3 separate regions of the Mus musculus genome follow, and all the other regions are linked to region 3. A link is a loop called in an ENCODE intact Hi-C map of the cell type or tissue named here. Cell type or tissue: gastrocnemius. All regions are shown on one strand.

Region 1 (2,500 bases), 89 kb after region 3:
ACAGTACGGAGACATGGCTTCCATATCCCATCTTCCCCTCTGCTTCTGCCATGTGGCCCAATTCCCTCTCAATCACCAGTATCTATTACTCCAACCAATATAGTAGCTTCCTTCTTGTCACTGCAAAAGCACAGGGAGCCCAAAGCAACCAGGCCATGTTATGCTTGGCACCCAGGTTAATCATTGCTCACTGTTGTGAGTTGATTAGTTAAATTACTCCTGCGTTAGTCTGTTTCTGTTGCTAAAATTGAGTAATGCAACCTGATAGTTTGTGAAGAAGAGAGGTTTTTGTAGCTCACAGTTCAGCAAAGCTAGGGGGCTCAATGTCAAGGTGCCAGCACCTGGTCAGGAGGGCCTTTGGTTACATAATAATATGGAGAAGGGCCTTCACATGGACAGAACTGGGGAGCTATAAACTGGGGTCTACTTCAGAAAGCCACTAATCCCATCAAGAATGCCCCACTCTCATGACCTCAGCTAACTCTACTTCCCAAAGGTGTCACCCCCAAAGACCATCAATATATGAAATTTGGAGATTGTTTTCAACATGAAAATGAGGGGGGGGGGACACACTCAGATCAGAACTTATCACACACTAATCTATATCCACCCAGAACCTCAGAGTGTGTGCTTTTATGGAAACAGTGGCATTTTCAGTTTTAAATCCAATGTCTGATCGCCTTAAAAGACAACATGATGATGCAGAGGCACAGGAGGAGGGGACTGGGCCAGGTGATGGTACAGCAAGGAAGGGGAGTGGTGTAGCTACTTACCCAGAGAGCATCATGTTGCTAGGACACTAAAAGGTCCAGAATGGATTTTCCATCAGAACCCTGCTAGGAGCACCTGCCAACACATCCAGACTCCAAGCCTCTAGAACTCAAGAATGTCTTCGGGCCTCCTGGTTTGGGGGTTGAGGTTCTTATGAAGTCCTAGGAATCTTATATATGCCACATGACCTATGTATGCCCTCTAGATGCTGGGCCGAGGTGCAAAGGTTTCACTAGGGCAGAGTCACTCTCCATCCTGGCTTGATTCCGTGCATACAACCCTAGTGGACGTTGTCCCCACTTTGCAAGGCATGGCCACATGGTGGAGCTGTAACTGTAACTGAGTCCACGGAAGGCCACTCCCCAGCTGCTTCAGAATACAGGCTTCCATAACAAATCATCAGGAGCCATTGCAAGACAACACAGGCATATGTCCTCACAGCGTAGGCGGTAAGTGTGAAATAGCATCAGCAGGGACAGGCCATGCTTGAAATCTCCATGGAAGACCACTTCTTGCTCCTTCTGGCTTTGGGTGCTGCTGGCGATGCATTATTCGACAGTGCAAGTCCAGTCTTTGCCTGTCTTCATGAGACTGTCCTCCCAGTGTCCAGATTTTCCTGTTCCTAGAAGGCTGTCCAATATGACGTCATCTTAACCAGATTATCTCTGTTTATACTCCATTTCCAAATCAGGTCATGTTCACCGGCTCCATGTGGATGTATTTTAGTGAACACTATTTGGTCCAGTGCAACAGGGAACAGGATAAGGCAGGAAATCCCACTGAGTGTCGACCCACTGCCCCCTGCATGTACTGAGAAGGAGGTCCTTATCAGAAGTGGAGCTTCACAGAATACCATGAAGACAGAATAGCATTGGCATCAAACACTGAGCAGAGAAGACAGCTCTCCAAACACAGAAACAAAGGGCTTGATAACCATCCTTTTGTGACTGGCAGACTGAGCGCTCAGTAGTGGCTGCGAGCAGGTTCACCATTAGTAGAATTCATGTTGAATCTAGGCAAGACCTCCATCCCTGTCACCCTGATACTTTGTTCATGAGCCATTGGGACAATGGTGGTGATGGGGGGGGGTGAGGGAAGGAGCCTAACTGGTATCCACAAGCAGGTCCCCCTAACATCCCCCCTCCATCCTCTTTCTAAAAGCCTTTTTGTGGCGATCACTCCTTAGTGAGAATTCACACAGGGCACAGGTACCATGAACTCTTGCCTGCTCATGCCTCTTTCCAGGGCTCCTGCCACCAGCTTCTCAATCCTGTTCCTTCAGAGTCTTTGCCCAACCAACTAAATTACCAGCCTCAGCCCATAACCAGCAATACAGAATGAGCATATACCACAATATAATTAGTATACACCACAGTATAATTACGAACAAGGTCTAATCAGTATACACTTGTGATTCTGGCTATTTCTCTTCCCCCAAATATATGATGCCATTACCTAAAGTTCTGCCCACAAGAAAGAGTTCCCTATACCACTGTTATCTCTCTGGGATGCTGGGATACGAGAGAGAGAGAGACAGACAGCCAGACAGCCAGACAGCCAGACAGACACTAGGCTAATAGCTGTCCTTTTCCAGGAGCTACCATGCAGAACTATCTTTGAAGCAGGTCTGTGGGTGCTTCCTTTGACAGTCAATCATAGGGAATTTGCATGAGGGCTTAGGGGCAGACTGAGAAAGAGGGGGCTTATCAGGGGTGAGGACCACCGGCAT
Region 2 (2,500 bases), 210 kb after region 3:
ACACTTAAAAGAGAAGTACTTCTTGTGAAACAGAGCCCTCAATTGAATTAAAAAGAATTTTCTCTCTCTCTCTCTCTCTCTCACACATACACACTCTCTCTCTCTCTCTTTCTCTCTCTCTCTCTCTCTCTCTCTCTCTCTCTCTCTCTCTCTCACTCACTCATGCAAACCAACATTACCAGCAATTAAAGGAAAAAAAGATCATATATTTGAAGAAAACTGGGGCAGGGGGTTTACATGGGAGGGGCAGGAGGGAGGAAAGAGAAGGGGGTAAATGATGTAATTTTATTATAATTTCCAAAAATAAAAGAGTATCATAGCAAAAAGAAATAACAAATTATTGGGATCAGCTTAGTCTTAAGCTCCTTGTCTTTTAAAAGCTATATTGTAAAAAATCTCAACATATTAAATGAAGCATTTGTGCATGAGACTCGGATTTCAGATACGGCCCACATATGAACAAAGACCACACCACTATGTACCTCAAAGACTACCTGCTCTCTGTAGTACACACAACCCACAACACAACCATTTCTCAGAACTCCTGGAAGACAGGTCCAGACCCTTCCCCAGACAGCAGAGTATCTGCATGCGACCTGTGAACATTTTTAAGCCATAGGTCACTAACACAATGTGAATCTAGGGTTGAGAGCTTATATAGCATATTATTTAGGCAATAATGACAAGAAAATCTACATATATTCAATATCCCTCCAATAGGTCTTGCTATTTCTCTCTCCAAAGATGTTTAAAACTCCCTAGCCCAGCATCCCAATCACTGGTATCACAGGTCTGTGCCACCACATTGTACGTCAGACAAAATGCTTATTCTAGAATGTTTGTGTTTGGTTATATATAGGGCCAATTACACTTATTCTGCTCTTTGATATTTATCTTTTATTCCTTTCTACAAGGAAACATTAGAATAGATTATACATATTATATACTTTCAAAACTATACAGTAGCAGCCTACCTTTTAAAAAGAACTAACAGGTACACAGTAGTGATGGATGGAATCTTGTGCCATCTAGTGGTGATGATTAATTTACTCCAAAGAACACACCTAGCCGGGCGTGGTGGTGCACGCCTTTAATCCCAGCACTCGGGAGGCAGAGGCAGGAGGATTTCCTAGTTCGAGGCCAGCCTGGGTCTACAAAGTGACAGGGCTACAGAGAAACCCTGTCTCGAAAAACCAAAAAAAAAAAAAAAGAACACACCTTTGGGAAAAGTCATGAATGAAGATATTCTAAAGTCACTGTCTCTCTCCCATAGGCTATCAAACTATTAAGACTACCCAAGAAATTCCAATTTCCCCAGGTATCTCACTGATGGGAGAAAAAGGGCTGAAACTTAGCACCAGCCAGAACTTGTCCCCAGGACAGAAACTTAACACAGGTCTGACAACTCCTTAGACCACCCTGCAGGCCAGCCTGCAGTCCGGATAATGATGGGGAGGCACACAATCAGACTAGCACTGCTTGGCTAGGCATACTTCTTGTTCTCTGTTTTAACCTAAACCTCATGTCAGGACCTTGAAGCTAGATTTGGAGGGGGTGGGGTCCATTTGCTCCTTTCCCAGTATGACCATATTGAAAGAGCCACCACATCTGGCTCTGTCCTCTGTCCTTCAACCTTACTTCTTTCTTTAATTGGTCTAGAGAGGATGAGTAGCCCTAGCTAGGACCCAGGCTTTGACTCTTTTTTTTTTTTTTTTTTTTTTTTTTGAGACAGGGTTTCTCTGTATGGCCCTGGCTGACCTGGAACTCACTTTGTAGACCAGGCTGGCCTCGAACTCAGAAATCCGCCTGCCTCTGCCTCCCAAGTGCTGGGATTAAAGGTGTGTGCCACCACACCCAGCCCCAGGCTTTGACTCTTAACAACTCTGGTAACAGTTACACAGGGCTGGAATAAAATTGCTAAATTAAAGATGGGGACAATATGTATTTTACCATATAAAATAATGAAAGCAAAATTAAACATCCAAATGGATAAAAGACTCCTGTCTTCTTCCTCCTCCTCTTCAGTCTCAGAGCCTGGATGGGGCCAGGTATGGTGGCTCACCACTGTAATCCCAGTACTAGGAAAGATTGCTGTGAGTTCAAGGCCAACCTGAGCCTCAGAGTAATAACTTGTCTCAAAACACCAAACCCCAAAGCATAACAAGAATAAACTGAACAGGTGGGCAGAAACATAATCTGTCTCCATCCAGGTTTCCCAAGCCTCTTCCTAGACTTGCTATGACTAAAGTTGTTTTCAGTTTAAATTACTATGCTTGGGAGATTTATAAAACAAACATGCTTCTAATCTGCAAGCCCTACTTGCCAAGAGCAGATAACACACTGGAGTGCTAGAGGCTGTTGCTCTGCATCTGTGAACAACCTCGGTTGTCCCAACTCTACAGGATGTGCTTGGTCACATACAGGCAGGAGGTATGTCAGGATGTATGTTTGCCCTTGACTGGACAAGTACATATAGCCTTGTGGTTCTTGCCTTTATAAG
Region 3 (2,500 bases):
TTCCTGACCTCACTACTCCTTACCCAAATAGGATCCTAAAACCCCAATACAACCCAACCATCTCTATCCCAGCTCCACACCACTGTACACCCTGATTTCTCAGATCACCACTCCAACAATTTACACCTGCACCTCAACCAAACATGTCACATTGTCCGCTAATGTCTTGACCTGTCTGCACAGTACCCACCCAGTCAGTACCTCAGCTCTGGCCCATGCAAGGCTCCAGCCTTGCCAGTTGTTGCAAGGACAGACCTAGCTTGTGAGCCAGATGTGCCATGGGCATGCTATGTGCTATGTGTGTGGACTTAGATGGTGAGCTTACTGGTGGTTCAGGGCAGAGGCCAGGGCAAAGTATAATCAACACCCAAACTTAGCTGGAGAGAGAGGAAGCTGGGTAGATAGATGCTGCTACTATTGCTGACCGTGGACATGGAAAGCAGGGTGTGGCAGGGACAAAAATGGGACTCTTCCTGGCTCCCCTTGTTACCCAACAGTGGGAAGTACAACTCACTCCAGTTTCTGGGCAATGTGAAGCTGTGAAGCAGCCTCTGCCACAAGTCGACAGCCATCATCTTCCAAATGGTTCCCTGAAAGACTAAGATAGAGGCACCATGGAGACTCTCTTGCAGTGCTCCCCCTCTCCCAACCCTGGCTTTAGTCAGACCATTGTTCTCATGAATGAACTTTATAATAACTAAAGACTGCCAGCTCCACATGTGGCAATGGCCTTGGTACTTACACACTTGTGGCACATTTCATACTCACAGTCTATGAAGCAGCAGCTAGTGTATCTTCATCTTACTGCTGAGTAAACAAGGCACAGAGTCCTTAAGGGATTTGCTCAAGAGTGGGCTTGGGTTTGAACCCAGACAAGCCTGCCTCAAAGGACCCCCTTTGACAATTCCTGTATTCTGCCACATGCATAATTGCTTCTTGCGATCACTTCCCTAATTCTGAGGATATCTGACCCAATGTAAGGTCAGAGAGGCTTGATTTTTTTTTTTTTTTAACTACTTGCTGGAAATCCCAGGAGTTCCATAGGGAGAGATCTGGGAAGCTTGTCCCTAGTAGTGGGAGTAACACAAAGACCTTGTGGCATAGAACATACCAGCCTCCAGAGGGAGCCAGTGTGCTTAGACTGGAAATAGAGTGAGGGTGGGGTTCGGGCAGGGGGGGAAGGCCTTAGAAAGGGGCTGTGGAGGTTGGGGCAGGTTTCTGGGTCCCGCAGGATTTGAGGATTTGGGCTTTACCCTGAACAGAGGGAGGGACTGATGGTGTAGGTGGCAGTGAAACTCTGTCTATTCTGCCAGGGAGAGAATGCCATGGTGGGAGCTGGGACAATAGTGAGGCAGAAGCTAATGGGTCACTAGGTGAGAGATGCGGGTTCTAACAAAGGAAGTGGATGAAGACACTGGAGATGAGCCAGGCTTGAGATTAAGTTGGATTGGCAGTAGGGGGGAACAGAGCTGAGAGGGTGGCTGGGGTCCTGTTGCAAGTGAGGGGACCAGGCTCAGTCGTGGCAAGGGGGTTAGAAATATCTCATGCCTTCATTTTTGTTTTAAAATTCTGGTATGTAAGTGTGTGTGTGTGTGTGTGTGTGTGTGTGTGTGTGTGTGTGCCACATGTATGGGTCCCTATGGATGCCAGAAGGCTCGGAATCCCTTGGAACTGAAGTTATAGGCAGTTACAACAGCCCAACATGGAAACTGAAACTGAAATCAGGCTTCCTGGAAGAGCCCCAAGCAATCAGCCACTAAGCCATCTCTGAACTGATTCTCGCTCTTTCCACCGTGTGGGCCCTGGAGCTTGGACTCAGAGTGGCCAGGCTTGGCAACAAGTGCATTTACCTGCTAAGCCATTTGCTGGCCCATCTTTGATACATTGTAATGCTGTCTCCCTTAGTGTTCCAATGAAACAAAGTAATGAACCAATAGATGATTGCCCAGACTCACCCTATGGACCATACCCTGAGCTGGGGCCAACTCACCCCTAAATACTTCACACTCTGGCTTTTAGATACAAAGTTTCTCTGTGTTGCTCTGGCAGTCCTGAAATTCGCTCTATATAGACCAGGTTGGTCTTGAACTCAGGAATCTCCCTGCCTCCCAAGTTCTGGGATTAAAGGCGTACGCCACCACCACCTGGAGACCCCACCATTCTGTCTTTACATCCCTTAGGAGACTTCCTGGGACTGTCTTGGTGGAGTTCCCTTCCTATCACTAGGTAATGACCACCACCAGTTCTTAAGCCATGCTCAGGAGACAGGCATCATGGGAACCTCTTTAGCTTGTAAAGAATGGGTTGCCTGAGTGCAGGAGGAGTCCCACTCTACTGATGGCCACAAAGGTAGTGGCAGAATTCACGAGGAGGGGCTGGGACTATCAGGCCAGATGCTTCCTTCCTGTTTGATCTTGAGCAAATTTACCTCTGTGCCTTAATTTCCTTCTCTATAAAATGTGGTCCATCACAGAGAGGAGATGATAAAACACACCCCTGA

The links. Hi-C counts contacts between places; a loop is a spot of excess contacts. Peaks named below come from ENCODE experiments on the same cell type or tissue, not always from the same donor. Only the 100,000 strongest peaks of a DNase experiment are listed, where the experiment ranks them.
Region 1: it touches region 3 in a loop (2.3-fold over the local background); 7 of 42 quality-filtered maps call a loop at or near these places.
Region 2: it touches region 3 in a loop (2.1-fold over the local background); 2 of 42 quality-filtered maps call a loop at or near these places.

The regions. Positions count from the first base shown.
Region 1 is chr8:94,396,124-94,398,623 of GRCm38, reverse strand. No RefSeq gene overlaps it. Among named protein-coding and RNA genes, the nearest start is that of Herpud1, 11 kb to the right of the region's middle. In gastrocnemius, no CTCF peak of the experiment used is centred here; a DNase peak (open chromatin) is centred at 1,097; H3K27ac peaks cover 405 bases.
Region 2 is chr8:94,277,019-94,279,518 of GRCm38, reverse strand. All of the region lies in intron 3 of Nup93 (nucleoporin 93), which reads right to left. Among named protein-coding and RNA genes, the nearest start is that of Mir138-2, 46 kb to the left of the region's middle. In gastrocnemius, a CTCF peak has its summit at 1,023 (motif pointing left); no DNase peak of the experiment used is centred here.
Region 3 is chr8:94,484,730-94,487,229 of GRCm38, reverse strand. It overlaps Nlrc5 (NLR family, CARD domain containing 5), which reads right to left. Exons shown (of 49, transcript NM_001033207.3): 12 at 515-598. Among named protein-coding and RNA genes, the nearest start is that of Nlrc5, 13 kb to the right of the region's middle. In gastrocnemius, a CTCF peak has its summit at 1,104 (motif pointing right); a DNase peak (open chromatin) is centred at 1,136; H3K4me3 peaks cover 447 bases; H3K27ac peaks cover 386 bases.